Linked DNA regions of Homo sapiens: all the other regions are linked to region 1. The links are chromatin loops, found by intact Hi-C in ENCODE. Cell type or tissue: HCT116. All regions are shown on one strand.

Region 1 (8,000 bases):
AATTGCTGCATGCAGAAATATCAGTCTTTTTCTCATAGTGATTATACGGTACTAGACTAACTCCTTTGTGCCACAGCACCCTGGGGCTGTGTCTGGCACATAGGGAGTACTCTGTAATCTTAGGGATATTTCCCCCACTTAGTCAGTTGCTTGTTTAGTTCAGTGGCATTTTCTCGGGAAGCAGTTACCAATGAAAACCTTATCCAACATGAACTCTCAAAGGTTTATACCACCTCTGTAAGTAATTTCTGATTTTGATTTCTATTTTATAAGATACATAACTCTGTGGCCTATAAAACCAATTTTCCAATTGCTAAAAATAGCTTTTATGAAAATAGCTACTGAAAACATAAGTACAGGTTTGCTTGCTAGCTTTCTTCTGTGGGAGACCATGAAAGTACCCTGATCATTTATCTCTTTTGCTCTTATAAGGTATGGCTAATATGTGTATGGTCATTCTCTATGGAGATCCATTGGCAGAGCAACCACAATAAGCAGTAACCAGTGTATAGTCTTTGTAATACCTTTTATTTAAGAAAATGATGCTAAAAGGATCCATTGTGATGGCCATGACACTTGGATCCATAGCTGTGAGCCATGAGCCAAGAACTGTGACCACATCCTTGTGGTCTGTATGCTGTGCCACCCACCATTCTTCACTGCCTGGATTGTGCAGCCAGCTGGCTTACCCCACCCGGCACCTGCCAGGGAAAAGGTAGTAAAGACGAGAGGCAGTAGGTGCAGCCAAGCACAACAGCAGTCTCCTTGGCCAGCCAGGAGGCCCTTTTAGGGTGCTAGAATCAGTTTGGAATCCTGGGAAAGTTTACATTTTTAGCCCTCTAATTCATCGACTGCCATAGGGATAATTTGCCAAAGTAACAAAAAAGAGTAGTAATAGCCACTATATATTTGTTTATATTTTTTACCTCATTGTAATAGATCATATTAACATGAATCAAAGCAGTATATTTGAAAATAAGCAGCAAAAGTTTAGGCAAGTTGGTAAATGTCCATAATTCTGAAAATTATTTTCATATTGCAAGTTACAAAAGATCTAGATGAAACTAGAATGTGTGTGCATAGATCATGGTCATACTCAGCTTAGTGATGAGGGTGCATGTCATGGTTAGGGTGTAGTTGAAGGTCACAATCAGAGTCAATGCAGCTCTGGTCAGGGTTAGGATCAACTCTGCATAAGGATCAGGTGTCAGGTGTAGGGTAAAAGTAAGATTCAACTCAGGGTCATGATGAGGGTCAGGGAAAGGGTCATGACAGGGTGCAGCTGGGGGTCAGGATCAATATCATGGTGAGAGTAAGCTTCAATTTCATGATGAGGGTCAGGATGAAGTTGAGGCCAGTGAAGGGTTTAGTGTCACAATGAAGGTAAAGAAGGGTCAGGTACAGATTCAGGATCAGTATCAGAGGGTTAAGGTCAGAGTCAAGATGAAGGCCAGTGTACATTTCAGGGTCAGTTTTAGTATAGTTGTCAGTGCCAGGGACAGGGTCAGGTTGAGGATTGAGGTCACTGTCAGGGTCATGGTCAATGGGGACAAGTAAGAGTCAACGTTCAAAGGAGGCTGAAAGTCAGTGTCAGGGCCAGGATAAGGGTTAGGATCATAGTCAACATGAGAGTGACAGTGAGGTTTAGGATAAGAGTCATTGTTCAGGGAAGGGTAGGGGTGAGAGTCCAAGTCAGGATGAGGGTCAGAGTCAGTTTCAGTGTCAACATGAGGTAAGAGTCCATGTGTGATTTAGATCACAGTCAAGGTCATGGTCAGGGTAAAGGTAGGGTGAGAGTCAGGTTCAGGGTAGGGGTAGTGTCAGGGTCAGAGTCAGCATCAGGATCAAAGTCAGGGTGATGGTCAGAGGTAGGGCAGGGTCAAGTAAGGTACAAGGGTTGGGGGATGAGAGACAGTGTCAGGGTGACATCAGGTTTGAGTCAGATTTGAGGGTAAGGATCATGAGAAGGGGGAGGATGAGTATCAAGATCAGAGTAAGGGTCAGGCTCAAGATCTCAGAACAAAGGTCAGAGTCACGGCCATGGTTAGGGTTGGGGTCACATGGAGGGTCAGTGCCAAGTCAGGTCAAGGTCAAGATCAGGGTCAGGGTGAGGGTCAAGATACAGATCAAGGTCAAGATCAGTCAGGGAATGGGTCAGGGTCAAAACGCGTGTGAAGGTCAGAGTGAGAAGAGAGTCAAGGTAAGGGTCAGGGTCAAAGTGTGCCACTGGGAACGTGAGGGTAAGAGTTAGTGTGAGGATGAGGATCAGGGTTAGGCTGATGGTAAAGATGAGGGTAAAGGACAGGTTAAGGTTAAGGTGAAGATGCGGGTCGGATTCAGTGTCAGGGTGAGTGTCACAGTGAGTGCCGGAGTTAGGATGTGGGTTGAGGTCAAGTGAGGTGTCAGGGACATGGTGAGGGTGAGTGTCTGGGTGAGAGTAATGTAGAGGGTGTGGGTGGGATCAGCCTCAGGGTCATGGTGGGGAATAGAGTCTTGGTGTGGGTGAGCATCAGGGTCAGGTGCAGGGTCAGGATGGACAGCATGAGGGCAAAATTCTAGGTCAAGGCAAGGTCCTAGTGAGGGTCACTATGAAGGTCAGACGCACATGAGGGTCAAGAGTAAATGGACATATGACCACTATGTCCCTGACATTCACTCCGTTCATGAACTGCAGTGTCTTGGTGAGGATGAGAGCTACCATTAGGGCAAGAGTCATGTTAACAGACATGAGTTTCAGGCTCAGTGTCAGGCTGAGTGTCAGGTTAAGTTTGAGGGGTCAACTTGACCCTGACTGTGCCCAGAACCTCAATTATCATCCTGTTCTGAAAACACCCTGACCTAGACAGTGATCCTGAAGCTGACTCTGACCCAGATAATACTCTTACACTGACCCTAATCCTGCACTTGACTCTGGACTTTTCCTGACCCTAACCTTCACTCTGACCTTCACCATGATGCTGGCTGACCTTGACCGTCAGCCTGACGCTGACCCTGACTATCAAGCTGACACTTTCTCTGACATATACACTCACCCTTAACCTTATCCTTATGCTTATCCTGATGCTCTCTGACCCTGATCCTGTCTATGACCATCACTTGTCCTTGGCCCTTCCTCTGATCCTCATGCTGACTCTGAGCTGACTTTACCCTGAATCTAACCCTGATTTTCTCCCTGAATTTTATTGTCAGATTCACCATTTTTATAACTGTGAGCCTTACCCTTACACATATACTGACTCAGAATCTCCCTCTCATCTCACAATAACCCTGTCTTGCACCTGACTCTGACCTTGACCTTCAGCCTCACACTGACTTTACTTCTGACCATGAACCTGACACGCAAACTCACCCACCTCTGACCCCTAATTCCTACTCTTTCTCTAAACCAGACACTCAAGTTCACCCTGCATTTGACATTACCACTCATCCTATTCTCACATTGACCTTGACCCTTGCTTACTTAGCCTGACAATTATTTCAATCCTCATCCTTATCCTTAACCTAACCCTGACCCTGACCCCATCCCTGATCTTTTCTAATGTTGATACTGACCCTCACCTGATGTTGATCTGACCTTGAAGCTGAGCCTGAGACTTATCCTGATCCTTTCATTGTAACACTCCACTTGATGCTGATCCTTATATTGAAACTTACTCTGAATTTCACCATGACCCAACCTTGACACTCACCCTTACCCTGAACTTATCCGTCACTATGTCCCTGATGCCTATCCTCATACAGACTCTGACACTGACCTTCACCCTGAATCTGACCGATACTCATTGTGTAAGGTCAGGTACACAATGTATATATATATATCTGAGTTTAGGTTGGCAAACAGAAGTAATATTGAAAAAAATTCATATTGGGGCAAACCAGCTCAGCCTTCTTACACATTACTCTCAAATGAAACTTCTTATTGCTTTTTAGAGTAAACTGACATAAACATAAGGACAGCAAAACATACTACTTTCAAAGGCGCATTCTTACTAAAATAAAAAAATATACAAAAGACCACATATAAGCCATATTTTAACTGACCCTTATTTATTAAATTATCAGTGAATTAACAAAATATGCCTTGGATGATAATACATATATGCTTGTATTTGCCTTCTCAAAACTTTTAATTAATATAAGATAATGCTTATTAAAAAATGACCCAGATGGTTTTTAACTTTCTGTCCTCTAGGTGTCTCTTATGTCTACAGAAAAAGAAAGAAAAGGCTGATTAATTCAAGATAATAATTAATGTAGATGGTTGATTATATAGGGTATAAGAATTACAGAAAGAGTTTCTAATTGATTTCTTATTAGTTTTTTTAAAGTTATTGCAGTTAATTCACATAATAATTTAATTTGATATAGATTGTTTTATTTAATATACTGATAAATTCTATTTTAAGGCTATAGTTAAACACTTTATTATTTAATAATGTGTTGTATATCCACAAAATAGCTAATCTAGAATTAGCTCCACTTTCTAACAATACCAAATCTAGAGCAAAACCCTCACTTCCTTAGACCCTTCCCCAAGTCACCCAACAAAAGATTACATTCTATAACAGGTACTTTCTGACGCCTTTTTACTGAGACACCCTGTAGTTCCCAGTGGTGTGCATTCTCCCCCAATGCAAGCCATAATAAGCCCAATTTATTCATCTCAGGTATGTGCCTAGGGGGTCTTTGACACAAGGACACTGACAAGTTGAGTGCATAGATACGCACAGAAGCTGCGAAGTCAGCATGACCAGGGCTGGATCCCTTGTTTTTGCCTTTTCAAAATTTTAAAATACTGGAAGATAAATTCTTATGAACAAATAAGTTGGATGGTTTTAAACTTTCTGTCCCCTGGGTTTTCCTTATGTCTAGAGAAAAAAAACAGACTGATTACTTACTTAAAGATAGTAATTAATGTAGATATTGATTAAACTGAGTATAAAGATTGCAGAGATAAAAGTCTATGCAGAGGATAAATGTATTTTCAATAGTCAGAAACCTATTTTTATGTTTGTACACGTGTGTCTGCCTAAATTCATACAAATAAATGTATATCAATAGCTCCTACGCTTGATCTTAGCCAAAAGGCGGACAAGCAATATCAATAGTTCCTTTACTACAATTTGTTACATAAATAATTTGCCAAGTGAATAATTAGAATTTAGGTCTTCCATGTAAATTTACCAAATATTTTTATCCCCAGATCAATAGAGGTTTCTTTTGTCACCAAATTATTCTGTTAATTCTCAATGCTTTTTGCATATTCTTCAACCATTCTTTTGAGACTCCTTTGGATAGTGTTGACCTAATTTTATTTGTTCATATTTTAAAATGCCGGCACCTACTGTAATACACCCCTAAAATACGGACCACACAACCAGAAGATGGAGACGCCGAGCGCGTGCGCTCCTCGCTCGGCAGCACCACCCATCAGCCAGACGCTAGCCCGAGGGCCTGCCCGGCGCAAGCGCACTTGCTTGAAGGAACAGGTGGTGGGAATCTGGTTTTTAGCTGAGCCTCCAACCCTGCCTCCTGTGTCGTTCTTCCTACTGAGGAAAGAAGAGGATGCAGCAGATCTCCCCGTTAATCCCTAATCCTTGTCAGGCCGTTGCAGCAGGCACTCCCGGGGCTGCGGATGGCTCCCTACCGCGGGTTCCTGGAGAACAGCAATTTGGCAGCAGCTGCACCTGGAATAGTCTGTGCATGCTCAATAGTTGGGCAGGGGGCTTTTCCCCCAAAGATCAGCACAGGACAGGGTCAAAGGGATTACAGCGGGTGTTTCCTAGCAACGGTGAGTCCTGCCCACTGCAGATTCTGGGTAGGGGGTATGGGGCGGAGGCTACTCTCTGAAAACTTTGCCAAGAGTGGCAGTACAGCATAATTGCGAGCATGCGTTGGGGAGCAGTGGGAAGGTGACTTATGCCAAAAGAACTAAATTGCAGGATTCCGGGTGCATTAAACTTGAAATCCGTGACTGGGTCACTGGTAAAGGAGGTGGGATTGGGGTGGGCAGACAGCTCTGTTTCACCTCCCTCCCTTCCCCACCAAGGGGAGGAGTGGGTGAGTGGCTGGGTGGGGACCCCAGGTAGACCACAGGGTCCAACCACCCGTTCCTTTAAGCAAGTTTTGGGCCCGGCGCGGTGTCTCACGCCTGTAATCCCAGCACTTTGGGAGGCCGAGGAGGGCGGATCACCTGGGGTCGGGAGTCCGAGACCAGCCTGGCCAACACGAAGAAACCCCGTCTCTACTAAAAATACAAAATTAGCTGGGCGTGGTGGCGCATGCCTGTAATCCCAGCTATGCGGGAGGCTGACTCAGGAGAATCACTTGAACGGGCGCGGAGGTTGCGATGAGCCGAGATCGTGCCATTGCACTCCAGCCTGGGCGACAAGAGCGTAACTCCGTCTCAAAAAAAGAGTTTTCATCCTTGCAGAATAAGGACCCTAGAGAGGGTTGATTTTAGATATGAAAGCTAATAGTAATGCTTTCTGCCATGGGAGTTTAAGAGGTTTTGAGAGCTTTGCTAATTTTAGTTATAAAATTCCATTCGTTCTCTCTGTTCATCTTGAGGACTACAGATGATAAGGACAGTGAAGTTTCTGTGTAAAAGTACTTCAGTGCAGTTCTAGTAAAATGAGCACCTCTGTCATTGGAGAGATAAATGGGAATTCCCCAGGTGGGAAAACAAAACCAAGCCATCCCCTGAACCCTTTCAACCCCCAACCCAGCATGGAATAGCTTTCCAGCAAGGAAAAACTTCAGTCCACCCTGAGAATAAATACACAATGAGCAAAACATATTTATAATTCATTGTAAAAGGTATTTGTATGAAGTCCATTTGGAGGTATTTAAAGGGGCATAGAGGCTTTGATTCCTGTCCATGAGCCCACCTTGGCAGTTTATCAGGATGTGTCACTGGCAGATAAGACACATTTTCAAACACATCCTTGGCAGCTACATCTAAAATTAAGCCACCAGTGTTGGTCTAATATTGTTGTCAACTTATCGTTCCTTTATGGTTACATCATGAAGAATTTTCGTTAAGCTCCATTTTCAAGTGTTGAGGCACGCTCAGTTGACCATCCTGGTGATCATCTAATGATCATCCTAAATTGAATTAGAGACTTGTTTCTGACAGTTAGGAACAGCCTCTCTGAATTTCTCCAAGACTTTTCTTGTCCGTGTGATGATAGGACTGTTTATCTAGGTTAATATTGTTTGTTTAGCATAGGGGCCAGCCAAAGCATTACCATGAGTTTCTAGGTCTTGTCTTTTCAATGACTGTGTTTTTATGATAGCTGTTTTCTTAGGTAATAGCAAAGCATCTAAAAGTTCTTTAATTTGTCATTTAATTGGTGTAAGTTTTTTTTTTCAAGGTTAGAAACATCTCTGTTTCTAAACAATTCTGAATTTGTGGACTACCCCCAAAACACATTTACTATCAGCATAAATAATTGCTTATTTATTTATTTGTGAGCTGCCAAGCCCAGATAAGGACAATGATGTTAGTTATCTGAACTGATTTAATTTCTGGAAGTTGTCTATGTTTTAAGGGTGAATTTCACTCCATGATAGCATTTTAACTTTGATCAAATAAAATTAGGTCAAGGTTATCCAAGGGAATCTCTGATGATAGTTGTAGAGAATACAAAAGCAGTAGAACAATTTGTTGACAAAAAAAGGAACCTCTGTTGACCTGGGCATAAAATAAGTCACCTCATGCAAAAGACCTAAATTCTAATTTTATTCTTTTGGTATATTATTTATATAACAAATTGTAGTAAAGGATATATTCCCTTTTTGTATGCATCAAGACATACAAATATAAATAGGTAATAATTTAAAGTTTTAAACTATAGCTTTAAAGCATAATTGTCAGTATACTAAATAAAGCAGTATGTATTATATTAAATTTATTATATGAGTGAACTACACAACTTTTAAAAATATACAAACAGAAAATCCTATATATACATACCTGTATCTCTCTGCAATCCTTG
Region 2 (8,000 bases), 1.7 Mb after region 1:
TAGACAGAAAAAACAAGATGCAAAACACTACATGCAGTATGATCCCATCTGTATTTTCTTTTAATGTATAAACAGAAAAAGTCTGGAAGGACTTTTTCAAAATATTAGTTGGGTGCATTGGTAAGGTTTTTTTTTTTTTAATTTAATGTTTAACTTTGCCGGGTTTCCTAAATTTTTCAGAGTAAGCATGAAACCAATTTTTAAAAAAATAAATAAAAGTTGGACGGGGAGATCTCAAAATTTTCAAGACTTATCTGGGTTTCCTTTGGTTCCTGAATGGTAGTCAGAAATGGCTCTAGAATAGTCTTAGCAACAAAACAGCTGACCTTTCTCAAGTGCTCACTTTGTGCCAGGCACCATCCTTTTTACTGGAGACTCACAAACATTCATCCCTTGAGAAATCTGTAGCCTATTAGAGAGGATGACAGGTTAACGAATATCCATGAGATAATAATATATTCTAGAAGTCCTCCGGGACCAAGGCTTGCGGCTCTGTGGATGTCATTGACTCAACCTGTTACCCCTACTTCAGTTCTACAACGTCTGCAGTGTTCGGACCAGAAGTGCAAATTCATCATCTTCTGTTGGATGGCTTTTCAGCGGAGCCACTCAGCAGCAATCTTTCTGCCCATTCTGTGGTTCTACACTTTCTTGCCTGAGAGAGGCGTGGCAAGTTTTAGCTTGTCTTTTGAAACATTTTGTCATAATCAGCTCGGGCTAATTTTGCAAAGCAGACGTTAGTCTTTACAAGAAGCTTCTGCCCTTGGAAGGCAGGACAAACATAATGAACTCAGTGATTCTGGGCAGGAGAACTTGGCCAGTTTTCTCTTAGGTTTAAAGGAGGTCTTCACAAAGCTGTTGTTAAACTCTGTCAAGAGTTTCTTACTTTGCCTGTGAACCTTCAAAAGTCTGAAGACTGGGATTCTGTGACGCGTTCAGAATCCCAAGCCCTGTCTCCATAGGATGGATTTACCCCCAACTACAGAGAACGTCCGAAGACAAACACATCTGAACGTTGTTTTAACGAGGCGTTTTTTCGGCCTCAAGCTTTAGAAGAGCATTGCTAAACGTTTTAGAGAAGTGGAGAGGAAGCTCTCAGGAGAGAAGGAAAATAAACAAAGGACATAATGGTAAAAAGAGCCTTTCTTCCATTACCCAGGAATCAAAAACTTTTGAAGTACAGTTTTTTTTAGGGCAATTGATGGCTTCAAAAACCCCATTGGTATCTGTTGCATTTTAGTGGCTAACAGATTGGCCCTGTCCTGCCTTTTTCAAATGTCTCAGGATTTTCTTGTTTCTATATGCACATCCTTTGGGAAGCTTAAGTAAATGAAAAGTAACTTGCATTCATTTATTTTAATAATTCAGAGACAAATGAACTGATTGATTTGCTAAATCCTGACAATGAAGCAATTCCTAAATGAGAAAACCCAAAGCTTGAGAGAGGCTAATTTGTATTTTTTCCCAGCTCATTCTTCAAACCATATTGGGTACTTTAAGAATTCAATTCCTTAGACACATATTGAGCACCAGCTACACTGATGCAAGATGTGAGTTTTTCAAATCAGTTTTCCAGGAAAAGGTTTGTAGAAAGCGTGATTGTGGAGACTGCTTCGGAGTAGGTGGTTCAGCCTTTGACCTAGTGATTGCACAGAAATCAAAGCAGAATGATGTTGTGTTTGAGAATTTCTTTCTTTTACCTCATTGACCACTATTGCTTTGTGGATGTATTTATTAATAAGAGTGGATTCCCCGACAGCCCTCATCTTGAAACATAACCAGAATATTTTTTATCCTGATGACAGTAGATGTGACACTATTATTATTGATGGTATTAATAGCTAGCATTTATTATGCGTCTTTGCTTTAGTCACTGTACTCAGTATTGTCTACTCAATGTAGCATTTAAATCACCACAGTATTCTATGAAAATGCCTCCTTTTTAAAGAGGAGGAGGGTAAGGAGTAGAAATTGGGAGGATTTGCCCAAACCTACACAGCTGCCGCTCAGTAGAGTCTGGATTTGAACCTAAGTGTGTCTGAATTCATATCCATGATAGTAGACATGTCTTTTTGATTCTGTTTTCAGGCAAGATTTCTGCAACATTTGCTCCTGTACAACAGAAAACAGGATTATCCTTTGGTCTAAGCACATCTTTTGCAAACCTTTACGGACCAACTAGTAAACGTATAACTCTCAATCACTCTTCTTTAGAATAGGCAACAGAAGGTGGTATTTACAACTCATGTGCCCTTTAGACCTTGAAGATAAGGCCTTTAAGGGCAAAGATGTCCCAGAGCAGAGCCAGAAAGAACATTAGGTCTTTACTTCTCTGGTGGAACTCAACTTTCAGAGTGCTAACAATCAGCTAGGACATTTGCTGAAATGCAGATCCCTAAACTGGAAAGGGCAGAAGGAGAATGAGGAGGATGATCTCCTGTTGCATCTGGGTTCATCAACCCCTCTGGGAAGGCAGACTTAGTAGACGTATATATTGAGCATGTTCAGACACTGGACGCCCAGGTCGGCTGGGGGCATTGTCCAGAAAGAAGCTGGGTCAGCCGCCTGGACCTCCGGAAAACTTCAGTGCCAAAGCAGATCAAGTCTCCTTTCTCTTGCAGTGCAGGTGGGACAGGCAGTCTGAGTGGAAAGCAGAATGGAGGGAGAAAAGAGGGACATTCTTGGCACTAGGATGGCCTGGGCACTTTGAGTTATGTGGACCCACTCCTGGGGGCAGGAATGATAGTAAGATAAGAAAATTTTGGGGGGAGGGGGTGGCAGGTGCGGTGGGTCATGCCTGTAATCCCAGCACTTTGGGAGGCTGAGGGAGGTGGATCACTTGAGGTCAAGACCAGCCTGGCCAACATGGTGAAACTCCATCTCTACCAAAATAAAAATTAGCTGGGCGTGGTGGTGCACACCTGTAGTCCCAGCTACTCAGAAGGCTGAGGTAGGAGAATCATTTGAACCCGGGAGGCAGAGGTTGCAGTGAGCCAAAATTATGCGACTGCACTCCAGCCTAGGTGACAGAGTGAGACCTTGTCTCAAAAAAAAAAAAAAAAAAAGAAAAGAAAAGAAAAGAAAATGGCCAATGGAATAATGCAACATACAGAATCCGGTGTCTGAGGGGGCTTCAGTGCAGCTACAATCAAAAACACCTGAGCATGGCAGCCATGCCACATAAGAACCATGAACCTCTGTAGCATATTGTCATAAAAATGTCATATGTATATATATGTGAGATGGAATCTCACTCTGTTGCCCAGGCTGGAGTGCAGTGGCACAATCTGGGCTCACTGCAACCTACACTTCCTGCCTTCAAGCTATTCTCCTGCCTCAGTCTCCCGAGCATCTGGGATTACAGGCACACACCACCATGCCCAGCTAATTTTTGTATTCTTAGAAGAGATGGGGTTTCACCACGTTGGGCCAGGCTGGTCTTGAACTCTCAGCCTCAGGTGATCCACCTGCCTCAGCCTCCCAAAGTACTAGGATTACAGGTGTGAGCCACCACACTCAGCCCAAAAATATTTTTTAAATATTACCTACTGTCTGCCAGGTAATGCGTGACGTGCATTGTGCCTTCTGTCTAATCACCTCCTATTCACAGGTTAAGTCTTACTAATCCATTTTACAGATGATCTCCTTGCCTGAGGTCATGCTGAAAGTAAAGAAGGGAGCAAGATTCTAGGGTAAATCTACCCTTTGTACCAGGTTTTCAATCAGCCTCAGCACTTTTCGGGCTGGAGAATTCTCTATTGTGGGCTGTCCTGTGCATCGCAGCAGCATCCTTGGTCTCTACCCGCCAGATGCCAACAGCAGCACCATTCCCTGCCCCCCCACAGTTGTGACAAACAAAAATGTTTCCAGACATTGCCAGATTTCCCCTGGGGTCAAAATCGTGCCCTGTTGAGAACCACTGATTTAGTCCAAACTAAGTCCTCTGGTCACCTCTATCTTGTGGAATCTAGCACTCCAGAAGTGTTTATAAACTTTTGTTAGTCAATATTTATGGAACTGGCATTGAGAGACCTCTAAGCTACACTTAGTCCTGGAAATCTTAATTGAGGAGCTGGGATATAATATTTAAGTGGCTAGTCGTATGTTACAAACCATAGCTGATTCAATAAACAAAGCAATAGTAAGGCCCTGCTCTCAATAAGCTTACTGTTACATTGAAGAGATCACACGAACACTTACAAAACAATTAGAAAATGTAAGACAGATACCATCTTTTTGCATATCTACTAAGCGCCAGCCATAGCTGATTTCTTTTAGTCCTCTGTACGGTGCTCAGAGGGAAGAGAGTTTTAGTGCTTTCCATTTTACAGATGAATAAACTGAGGTTCCAAGAGGTGAGAAAAGATCTGGCCAGGATCCAATCACAGGTGAAAGAATTTTTCTTACACGCGGGTCTGATCAGCTGTGAGCTCCTCCTTGCCTCTCTTCTTGTTTATAAAAGACTGTTTTGACAAAGTGCTGGTTTGTCAGTTTCAGAGAGAAAGCAATCAGGAGTGTTCATGTGGAATATTTTTAGCTCTGAAACTGCTCATTGTGGAGTAGGAAGCCTCAAGAAGAAAGTATTTCAGATGCCTTTGCGAGTCATTTTTGAAAGAGAGAGTGAGAGAGACAATTGGAGAAAGCAGCGAGAGGGTCTTTCTGCTGCACCGTCTCTTTAGAAATCAATATTGAGGCACCAGAGGCCATGTTCTGAAAGGCACCCTCGGAGGGGAGGGGTTTGGGAGATCTCCCTTACCGGAGCCTGAAAGCCGCATCCTCCAGGCCCAGGTGGTCTTGAGCAGGCCAACCCTGCCCTCTGCTGACCGTCCTGGGGAAAGCGCCTCTTCTTTGAAGTCCCGCCCTGCTGTGCTTAGTACGCGGTGTGCTAATCGCCCCAGGGAGCTGGAAGCCCAGGAAGCTTGGCACCAAGATCTTGTTAGAAAAATTACACTGTGACATTTTGTTCCTGAAGGAATCTGATAATTGTGAGCAACATCAGGACTGCTGTGTTAGGGAGGCCGAATGGAGCAAGGACTTTGAAGTCAGGAGGATGTGAGTTGGACTCCTACCGTATCCTGGAGAAGTTAATCACTTCCGCTAAGCCTCAGTTTCCCTATCTGTAAAGAAAACCTCCTTCGTAGAGCTCTTTCGAGGATGACTAACATGATGCATGAAGAATGGCTGGCCCTGAACAAACAAAACTAAATACTATCAATAATTAGTAGCTATCACAATTAATCAACATCCTTCTCTTTTCCAAAGTACCTTTTATTGTATCACCTTTGCCTTTGCTTTTTTGAGGACATCACATGGACTGAAAATCTCTTTTGTTGGTCGTGTTTTCCAGGGTCGTTTTAGCATCAACCTTTATGGAACCGGCTTGTCTTTAACTGAATCTGCCAGATGGATATCACAAGGGAATTATGCTGTCTCTGACATCAAGAAGTCGCCGGTAAGGTTCTACAGATGGGTTGGGAGATGAATTTTTATTTCTTTCTTTCGTTCTTGTCTTTATTACTGTGGTAGTGGTGCTGAAGGAGCAAACGAATGTGCTTTCCCACTTAAGCCATTTTGTAGTGTCAGGAAGACCATTTAGGAAATAAACCTAGGGTGCAGTGTTTACACGTGATTAAAGTGTGAGAGCCTTGTTCACTTCTGGTGAATTCTTCCTCGAGAGGTGAACATATGAACCATCCAAGTAATTAGAAAAACCACCTAACCAGGGAGGTAAAAGCAGGAAGAAGCCTCTGTCGAGAGTGTGGCTCAGATATCTTTCAGTTAGCCAGCTTGCGGTTCGTTCTATGAACCGAGGGGAAATGACCTCTTCTTTTTATTTAGAAAAATTGAAATACAGATGGAGCTAGAAGACAGATAACTTATTAAGCGATATATCTGGAGAATTAGAGATACACAGGGTCTACAATAATAAGTTTTTCACCCTCTAAAATCTGGGTGGTTAAGGTGTGGTCTACGCAGTGCATCAGTGTCACCTGGGGGCCCGTTGGAAATGCAGGTTCTGGGTCCCAGACCCTAGTGAGTCAGAGTCTACAGCTGAACAGTGTCTCAGGTGGTGATGGGCACAGTACAGCTTGAGAAACACTGTGCTGTGCAGATGGTCCCTGACTTACGACGGTTCCACTTGATTTTTCAACTTCACCATGGTTCAAAAGCAGAACACGCTCGGTAGAAACCCTACTTCAGGTACCGATACAGCCGTTCTGTTTTTCACTAAGTACAGTATTCAATCAATTACACAAAATATTCAACACTTTATTATAAAATAGGCTTTGTGTTAGATGATTTTGCCCTGCTATAGGCTAATGCAAGTGTTCTGAATACATTTAAGGTAGGCTAGCCTAGGCTGTGATGTTCAGAAAGTTAGATATATTAAATGCATTCTTGACTTAATGATATTTCCAACTTGCGATGTGTTTATTGAGACATAACCCCATTGTAAACTGAGGAGCGTGTCGACTGTGTACTGTTTCTCACCGTGGGTGTATAGTAGAATCACCTGAGGAATTTTTAAATGCACCTGCCCAGGTCCTTCCCACACAGATGAGCTGAATCGGAATCTCTAAGGGTGGGGGGACCTGGCAGGAGTAGAATTTAAAGCTCCCCAAATGATTCAAATGTACAGCCAGGTCAGAAACCGCTGCCACTTACAGCCTTCCCTCTGAAGTCCTGAGAACGTGGGGCAGAAACCCGGCTCGTGGAAAAATGTCTAAGTTTACCCAGGCATGGCCCATTTCTCCCGTCCCATCTCAGCCAGGAGCCCTGCCTGGGGTTGCCTCAGAAATAGGGGAAGACAAAGAAGAGAGCTGGGAAAGTAGGGTTTTATTACAAGGCAGAACGGCCAGATAAAATACAGGACACCCAGTTAAATTAGAATTTCAAATACACAGTGAGGATCGCCTGATCCTAAGAGTTCGAGACCAGCCTGGGCAAGGTGGTGAGACCCTGGTTTTGCAAAAACTTTAAAAATTAGCTGGGCATGGTGGTGCATGCCTGTAGTCCCAGCTACTTGGAGGTTGAGGTGGGAGGATCCCTTGAGCCCAGGATGTCAAGAGGGCAGTGAGCCATGATTGCGCGACTGCACTCCAGGCTGGGCTGCAAAGTGAGACACCATCTCTTTTTTTTTTTTTTTAAGTACACAATGAACACTGTTTACAATAAGTGTACTGTTATCACTACATGGGACATAGTTATACTAAACATGTATATGTTGTTTATCTGAAATTCATACTTAACCAAGCATCCTGTATTTTTATTTTCTAAATCTGAAAACCCTATTGCAAATACTTCTACCTAATCAAAATAAGACTATAAAAAAGCAGCTCAACCTGCCTCCCTCACCTGAGAAAGAGGAGAAACGTCCAATTGGGACATTCCAGGAAAATCTGTTTCCTGATCTCTTTTTCTAGCTGCCATGATTAAGTTTGTGTCTGTGAAAAAAAGCTATCTCACTCTCTCTCTTCTCCATCTCAGCCAATCAATGTCCTCAAATCCGATTAACTAAATAGTCATATTGATTACTTGTAAATTAGTCATTAAATATTTTTCCTTGCACTGAAAGGAATAAAGATAGCTGAGAGAGAGTGCATGAGCTTTAGAATGTGCCCCGAAATTATAATGTTCTTTCCCCATTCCTTCCCTCCAAAATCTATACATTATGTTTCTTTTCTCTTGACAAATAAAAATCGTATATTTTTATCGTGTACAACATGATGTTTTGAAATACACTGTATGTTTCAGTGACCCAGAACCAAAAAATTTGCCTGTCTAGTGCCACTGCACTGCAGCCTGGGTGATAGAGTGAGGCTCTGTTAAAAAAATAAGTAAATAAATAAATAAAAATGTGATTGTAGGAAACCCATGTAGATAAACTGTAACCTAAATTATAATTTTATTCGTTAGATAGTTACTACCGTTTCAGCCAGAAACTAAAAATAATTAAAGCCAGGAGCGCCACCTTATGGAAAGAATGATCACTACACTGG
Region 3 (8,000 bases), 850 kb after region 1:
AATGACCCTCCCCATTGCTAAAATAAAAAGCAGTGAGAACAACCCACATTCAACATGTGGATCATCCTAAAACCTCTTAGAATTACCACAAACTATGTGAAAGGAAAATGATGTGCTCCTCTCCTTTTTAGAAAGAAGCAAAGATTTTATTTATTCTTCCTACCAGGGCCAACAATTGGGTTCCAGAGAACACATTTGGGCTGGGAGTACCTTTGTTTCCAGTTGCTTTCTTTTAACTGGTCTTATTGGAAACTTGTAACACGGGAACCATTTCCTGTAGCTAGATGTGCAAAATTGTTGTGCACTGTCACGGGCCCTGTGAAATCACCCCAGGAGTCTGGCTGATGATGTTTTCTCCCCTCAACTTATTTCAGTTTTATTTTTGAAATCTATTTCATGGGGGTTATTTTTGTTACTTTGGTGTATTTTGTCTGGATTGGTTTTTGTTTCACTCTTTATTTTTATTAAAAATGTATTCCCTCTCCCTTCCTGGATTCCATTAAAATGGATGAGAAATTCCACAGGCGCATGCCTGGATAATTAAAATGTCTCAATCCTTGTTCCTATTAATGAGCTTTATTTTGGATTTTGAGGAAACTGTTCTTTCTTCGTGCCCCTCCCCCACTATGTCATTGATGGTTACACTGAAACAGTGGGAAATGGTCTGGTCCATTTATAGAATTTAAACCAGAAAGAATGCCATATTCTCTATGATTTTATGCTACTTTCAGGAGGGGCCTGATGTGGGTGTCACCAAGAACATGATTCAGGCTTTGAGAAGACTAAGAAGAGCAGTTGAGACCAAAAAAACAAAAAAACCCAAAACAGAAAAACCCTTAATATTTTGTTTTACGATGCAAGTAATGCATACTACGTTAGTTTGGTTTTTTAAAAAAGTCCAAATAGTGTAAGATAAAAACTCTTAACCACTCCCTTCCTCAATTCCAGTCTCTTCCCAGAGCTAACCACTGTTGCCATATTGGAACGCTCCTTCCAGACATGTCAGGATATCTGCTAATGCACAAAAGCATATGTGTGTGTGTGTGTGTGTGTATGTTTTTTGTCTGTGGGGTTCTAAAATTACAAGTGCATAATAATGTACCTATTGTTCAGTGGTGTTATTTTCTCCCACTTAATTCATCTTTTGAATCTATGCCTTTTTTTTTTAACTGCTAAATTGTACAGTCATCCCTTGGTCTCCATGGGGGACTGGTTCCAGGACCCTCTGCAGATACTAAAATCTAAAGATGCTCAAGTCCCTGATACAAAATGGTGTAGTATTTGCATATAACCTACATCCTCCCATATACCTTAAATCATCTCTAAATTACTTATAATACCTAATACAATATAAGTGCTATGTAAATAGTTATACTGTATTATTTAGGGAATAATGGCAAGAAAAAGGTCTGCACATGTTCAGTAGACAATTTTTTTTCTCAAATATTTTTGATCCACGATTGGTCGAATCTGCAGATATGGAGGGTCACCTGTGTTCTATAGCATATTAGTCAGCTAGGGCTTCCATACCAGAATACCACAAACTGTGTGGCTTCAACAACAGAAATGGATTTTCTCAGAGTTCTGGAGGCTGCAGGTCCAAGATCAAGGTGTTGGCAGGGTTGGTTTCTGGTGAGGGCCCACTTGCTGAATTGCAGGTGGGCACCTTCTCACTATGTCCTTAGGTGGCCTTTTCCCTTTGTGCGTACCCCTGGGGTCTCTTCCTCTTCTTATAAAGACACCAGTCTTATCACATTGTGGCCCCACCCGTATGACCTCACTTAACCTTAACTGCCTCCTTTAAAGGCCCTATCTCCAAATACAGTCACATTGGGGATTAGAGTTGCAACATATGAATTTTGGGGGTAATTTAGTACATAGCAGATGTATGTATCTCCTATACTTTAATACTTTGTACTTTGTCTGCCATGGGATAAATTCCTTTACATTTTTTCTTAAAAAGCTTAATATAGTATGATTTTGCCTCCTTGGTCTAAAAGTGATTAAGATTTCCTTTACCTCTGAGGGTAGGGGGAGGCAAGAGAGGAAATGGAGATGGGAAGGGATGCGGGGGGAAGGGATTGATTATTTTTAAGGCTGATATCCAATTACTCATTCTCAATAGCCCGCAGGGTTTTCAGCTGCTTCTCTGCCTGCTAAGCTACAAAGTGGGAGAATTTGGCATTTGAGGATGCAAAGTTGGAGGAGGCAGGCAAGGCCAGAAATGTCCTGTGTGGGATGCAAGCCTTCCTTGAAAATTAGCATTGCCAGTGGGAAGCCTGGGAGGATTTAAAAAGTTCTGGGCCCCAGGCAGACACCTCCAGCTCTCTTTCCAGTCGCTATGCAGACTGAGTTGTCTGGGTGAGTAGCACCCAGTTACCAAAATTCAGCATTTACCATTTTGTGCATCTTTAAGGACCCTCTGTGCTGGCTCACCCACGTCCCCTCATGTCATGGGAAAATCTGAAATTCTTTGTTCATTTGGATCAGAGTAATGGCTCAGGGAAGACAAAAACATTTTTTTTTTAAATCTACAGGGGCTCTCTGGATATGTGCAATACTGGAGAGAAATACTCTGACCTCTTGTCTAAGGTAGTAGTTCTCAGGGGCAATTTTGCCTCCAGGGTACAGTTAGCAATATCTGCGGACATTTTCATTGTCACAACTTGGGGAAGAGGTTGGTGGGCTACTGGCATACAGTAGGTAGAGGCCAGGGATGTTGTTAAACACCCTACAATGCACAGGAAAGCCTCCCATAATGAGGAATGATCCAGCTCTGTATCAGTCTGTTCTCATGCTGCTATGAAGAAATACCTGAGACTGGGTAATTTATAAAGAAAAGTGGTTTAGTTGACTCACAGTTCCACATGGCTGGGGAGGCCTCAGGAAACTTATGATCACGTTGGAAGGCACCTCCTCACGGGGTGGCAGGAGAGAAAGAATGAGAGCCGAGCAGAGGAGGAAGCCCCTTATGAAATCATCAGATCTCACTAGAAAAGCATGGGAAAAACCATCCCCATGATTCAGTTATCTCCACGAGGTCCCACACTTGACACATGGGTATTATTACAATTCAAGGTGAGATCTGCCTGGGCTCACAGAGCCAAACCATATGAAGCCCCAGGTGTCAACAGTGCCCAGGTTGAGAAACTCTGCTCTAAGCCAAATGATAAAGATTTGCTGGGGCCTTGCAATTGGGAGAATAATTTCAAAGAACGTTGACATCTTAATTTTGCAGAACATGTAATTTTAGGTAAGTCTGCATCCCTCCGAAATTGCTGATTTGAATGCTTCTTTGAAACAGCGGGTATCTCAGTAAACGATTTCCTTTTCTATGTTTCCAATGGCTGCTGAGGCAGTCTTCAATTGCTTAGTCATAACATACAGGATTCTTGGAGAGCAGTTTGTGAAATCCAAAGCCATTCTATGTTTGGTTACATTTTCAGTTGGGTTACTTCTATCAAGTGGCCTTATTTAAATTTCAGCCACTAACTAAAGCTTCACCTTGAATGTAATAATAATGCACACCTCACAAGGTGTTATGACGATTAATTAGTTAACTTTTGTAAGGTGCTTTGAAGACAGGAAGTCCACTCTGAGTTCTATTATAATTCGGCAAATTAGGCAATTTTTAACCCGAGTAGTGGCTTTGATCCTGCCTGCCGTCTCACATACCTGAGCAGTTCGGCGGGAGGAAGGATATTGGAATAAGCAGTCATGGTCAGCAGTGGAAAAATGCAAACCTCATTTGTGATAGCTATTTTCAGGTTCTTTTAATGGTGAGATGAAGAGGAAAACACCCCAAGGGAAATTAATATCCCTTAGTAGTGAGGGAAGACTTCAAGTTGTTACCCCTGAAACCCCAACAGGTAAATTAGAGAAATGGTGTATTCTCTCACTCATAGTTATTCATTCATTCTGTCTCTTCCCCCTCTTTCCCTTCTTACTGCCCCTGCCCTTTTCAGAAAAGGAAAGCGTGATGACGAGACTCTGCTGAAACTCTATCAAGTAAACCACAGGTTACATCCAGGAAATCTTCATTTTCTGTGTGGCTTCTATCTTTTAACTCCTCTAGAGTTTGCCTCCTTCTTCCTTTATAACCATCATCATTGTTATCATCATCATCTGGTATTTGCACAGCCCTTTGCAGTTTGAAAAAAAACAAAAATTGAAGCCAAAAACACCTCCAATGTGCCAGGCACTGTCCTGGGACTCCATCTATTCCTCAGAACACCTATTAAGATAGGTACGATTACCTCCTGTTTACAGTTGTGATAACTGAGGTTCAGAGACTGCTATCAAGACCATGGTCACTGACCTGGGAGGTGATGATGGTGGGAGTGCTTGTTCTAAAGTCGGTGTTGTATTCTTTCCGGAACCTCAAGCTAAAAGAAATTTCACAGCACCTTGTTTTTCATCTGACTTTCGTCCTCTTGGTAGTCTAGTAGGGAAGGTGGCATCTTCTTTGCTTTTCAGATACGGAAAAAGAGGAGTAAAAGGGTTTGCTTATGAATACCAAGTTAGCTGGTGCATCGCCTCGCTCACCGCTCATACACGCCTCACCCCCTGCAATTTGGCTTCCACATCGCCCCCTGGTGGCCCTCAGCCACCAAGGCCACCTGTCCTAATAGACAAGTCTAGTGCTACCTTTCTTCTCTTCCCTTTCTGCAGCCCTGGACACAGGGGACCACTGCCTCCTGGATTCTCTCCCCTTGGCTTTGATGTTTCCTTCCTCCCCCTGTGATGCGTACCCTCCCTTTGTTTTCTCCTGGTCCCTCTGCCCGCTTTATGCACTGATGGCTCCCCAGGAATCCCTCTTGGGCATTCGTTTCCATTTTGGTGATTTCATCTATTTCCATTGCTTAGATCAGTGGTTCTAAACTTTGCTGCATATTAGAATCACATGGGGGAGCTTTCAAACTTCCAGACTGCACCATAGACTAATTAACGGAGAATCTCTGATCATCAGTAGTTTTGTTTTTTCCGCATATCTTTCCTGGTGATTCCAAAGTGCAATCAGGTGTGCAAACCAGAGGCTGAATAATCTACTATATGTGACTCTCAGGTGTGCACTTCTAGCCCAGACCTCTTCGTTCAATGCAAGACCTATATCTGCACCTGCTTACTCTGTCCCACAGACACTTTAAACTCAGCACATCCAAAGAGTATGGTTGTCAGATTTAGTGATTAAAAATACAGAAGGCTCTGTTACATTTGAATTTCAGATAAACAAATCATTTTTGAGGGTATGTCCCAAGTACTGCATGGTGCAGTCTGGAAGTTTAAAATCTTCCCCAGGTGATTCTAATCTGCAGCAAAGTTTAGGAACACTGATCTAATACATGGAAATAGGAGAAATACTTTTAGGGTAAGTATATCCTAATTATTTCATGGGGGCATACTTACCCTAAAAAATGATTTGTTGTTTATCTGAAACTCAAATGCAACTGGGCCTCCTGCATTGTATCTGGCAGCCCTCCCAAAGAGAAAATGACTTCTCTTGGAATTGCCTCTCTGCCTGTGCCCGGTAGCTCAGGGAAAAGCTTTACCATCCTCCCTATCAACCCAGTGGTGAACCTCAGAGCCTTCTTTAACCCATTTCTTTCTCACTTACCTCACATACAATCAATCACCTACTCTTTTGACCATCCCTCTGCATCAATGCCAATGTCATTGCTGTAAGTCTACCCTCCTCTCCCATCTCATTCTTTCGGGATTATGTTAACTTTGTACCTGGATCCCTTTGCCTCTACACTTTCCTCTAACAATCCAATTTTCATGATTGGCCAAAATAACCTTTTAAAACACATCTGATCATGGCACCCTTCCCCCATAAAAGCTTCTGATGGCCACTGATTGCTGAAAGACAGGGCAGCATGTGCCTCGCAGAATCAGACCCCAACTCACCCCAGATCCAGGCCTCCAGTCCTAGAGCATGGCCTGGCCCTTTCCTGCATCCTGGCTTCTAATTGGCCTGGACTACCTCACAAAATTCTGCTCATTCAAGGCCAGAGAGGACAAAATAAAAACCAACAAAACCAAATCCACCTTGGAGTCATCCTTTTCACTTTCTGATCTATTAGTAATTCCTGTGAACACTTCCTTCCTTATAACTCTTCCCAGCTGCCCACCAGCTCGCTCCTTTCTCCCCACTAATGCTCTTTCAAGACTTTGGCGTCTTGCGCCTGGACTCATGACAGAGCTTTCTGGTCGGTCTCACTGCTTCTACACTTGCCTCTTCCTCGTGTGGGCCTTTTTAAGCAGGTAAGATCTTGTCACCTATGTACCTATGTACGCCTTCCCTATTTTGTTACACCCACTCCCCTTGCTGGTATGGCCAGCAACTGTTTCAGAATACACCGACTGGACCTCCATCCCATGGCCAGGTTCTGAGCCTCACTGCCTGTGAGCTTTCTCTGGCTGGTGGAGCCAGCTCTCCTCATGCAGGCAAGCAGGCTGGCAGTGACCAGCAGCCCTCAACCCATGATCGACAGACCTTGGGTGGATAATCCACACTGTTCTCAGAGTTCCCCAGCAGGATTAAGCGCAGTTGCCCACAGGGATGATTTGCTTGTTAATACTGTTCATTGGCTCCTTCTATTCTTCCCATATTGGCATTTACTGGGTTCACCTCCCAAATAAGCAATTTGCCCTCGAATCTCTGACTCGGAGCCTTCTGCTTAGGGCCCCCAAACTAAGACACTGGTAAACTGTTAGTAATCTTCTCAGTGTGTTAGATCATCCTCATAAATGCCCCTGATGAGTGGGAGAACATACAAAATTGAAGGGCTGTGCGGAATCAAGAGAGTTTGAATACATGACTTGATGACATCACAGGGTTGACCTCTTTTCCTCCTTCTTATTGAAATCTCTTCCTAAAACTGGAGAGAATTCCTATCATAAGCTCTTTTGACGTATACTTATGTGACTCCCAACAACCCCTTAAGTGCCTGTTTCACCCACAAAGGAGGGGTCCTGGGAACCTTGTTTGTTGTCTCTGACCCTGGCTATAGATGATTGAACCAGAGTGGACTTTATTTGCTAAGCTGGGCAAATAAAGTCCGATCTCTCAGGGATATGGAGTTAGGACTTAAGACAGTTTAGCTCAATCCCAGCTGAGAAAAATAAAACCTAGGAACAATGAGACAGCCATTTTCCATCACATAGTTATCACTACATAGGCTAAAGCCAGTTTGCAGAGAGAGAAATAAAGGAGGCAGAGATGAGAGGAGGAAAGTACTCTCTTGGTCCCTGGCTGCTTTCCAGCCCCTTCCTAAAGCTCAGCCGCATCTTTGTCCATGGCTTCTGAGAGACAACCTGTATCCCTGTGATGTGTTTTTATTTTCTTCCTCCTTTAAGCACTTTAGCTAGCTCAAGTTGGTTTCTGTTACTTGCAGCCAAGGGGTTCTAATAAATAATGTTTCCATGGAGCTTTCTACAAAAGAAATGAGACAGCTTTGATGTGATTTCCTGCTGGAAGATTTTTGTCCAGACTACTGAGGTGGCCAACAATAAGCATCCAATGCCCAAGGGGGGCTGTCTGGAGGAAGGTGGGGAGCACAGTGCATTGTGTTTTTGTTTCCTGACAGGCTTTTGTTTTTTGTTTTTTCTTCCTTTAATTTGACCGTACAACTGGAGTATTTTGGTGCCATTTGGCTTCTTAAGATATCTCTGTTAAGACCCAACATTGCGACGTAGGCATATCCTATGGCAATCATCCTTAAAATTATAAAGCACTTCTCTTAAGCATGGTTAAATATGGGAAAATGAGCAATGCCATCTTTCAGCTATCCTAAAAATCTAATGTATTAGAACATAGGTTTTCAAAGAATCCGTCAATCAGTTAATTCTCCCACCCTCCCCCTGCTTAAGTGGTATTCCTATCCTGAAAGCATGCCAGTAATGAGCTGGTGTTGGAGTGGTCATGGTGGTAGATTGGCTCCACTGATGACCCCAGTTAAGGGCTTCTCTGTATTCAATTCTTTTTGTCCTGAACCTTT

What was found. Hi-C counts contacts between places; a loop is a spot of excess contacts. Peaks named below come from ENCODE experiments on the same cell type or tissue, not always from the same donor. Only the 100,000 strongest peaks of a DNase experiment are listed, where the experiment ranks them.
Region 2: a loop joins it to region 1, with 10 times the contacts of the local background. A loop is called at or near these places in 7 of 110 quality-filtered maps.
Region 3: it touches region 1 in a loop (9-fold over the local background); 6 of 110 quality-filtered maps call a loop at or near these places.

The regions. Positions count from the first base shown.
Region 1 is chr3:66,193,030-66,201,029 of GRCh38, reverse strand. It overlaps LOC107986095 (a long non-coding RNA gene), which reads left to right and starts at 5,535. Exons shown (of 3, transcript XR_007095953.1): 1 at 5,535-5,791. It also overlaps a transcript of SLC25A26 not described here. In HCT116, CTCF peaks have their summits at 3,975, 4,183 and 5,389 (motif pointing right); a DNase peak (open chromatin) is centred at 5,459; H3K4me3 peaks cover 737 bases.
Region 2 is chr3:64,530,618-64,538,617 of GRCh38, reverse strand. It overlaps ADAMTS9 (ADAM metallopeptidase with thrombospondin type 1 motif 9), which reads left to right. Exons shown (of 40, transcript NM_182920.2): 38 at 5,348-5,452. Among named protein-coding and RNA genes, the nearest start is that of ADAMTS9-AS1, 27 kb to the left of the region's middle. In HCT116, CTCF peaks have their summits at 4,812 (motif pointing left) and 7,982 (motif pointing left); DNase peaks (open chromatin) are centred at 4,797 and 7,947; H3K27me3 peaks cover 3,527 bases.
Region 3 is chr3:65,338,874-65,346,873 of GRCh38, reverse strand. No RefSeq gene overlaps it. Among named protein-coding and RNA genes, the nearest start is that of LINC02040, 170 kb to the right of the region's middle. In HCT116, CTCF peaks have their summits at 4,384 and 4,602 (motif pointing left); DNase peaks (open chromatin) are centred at 4,312 and 4,593; H3K27me3 peaks cover 624 bases.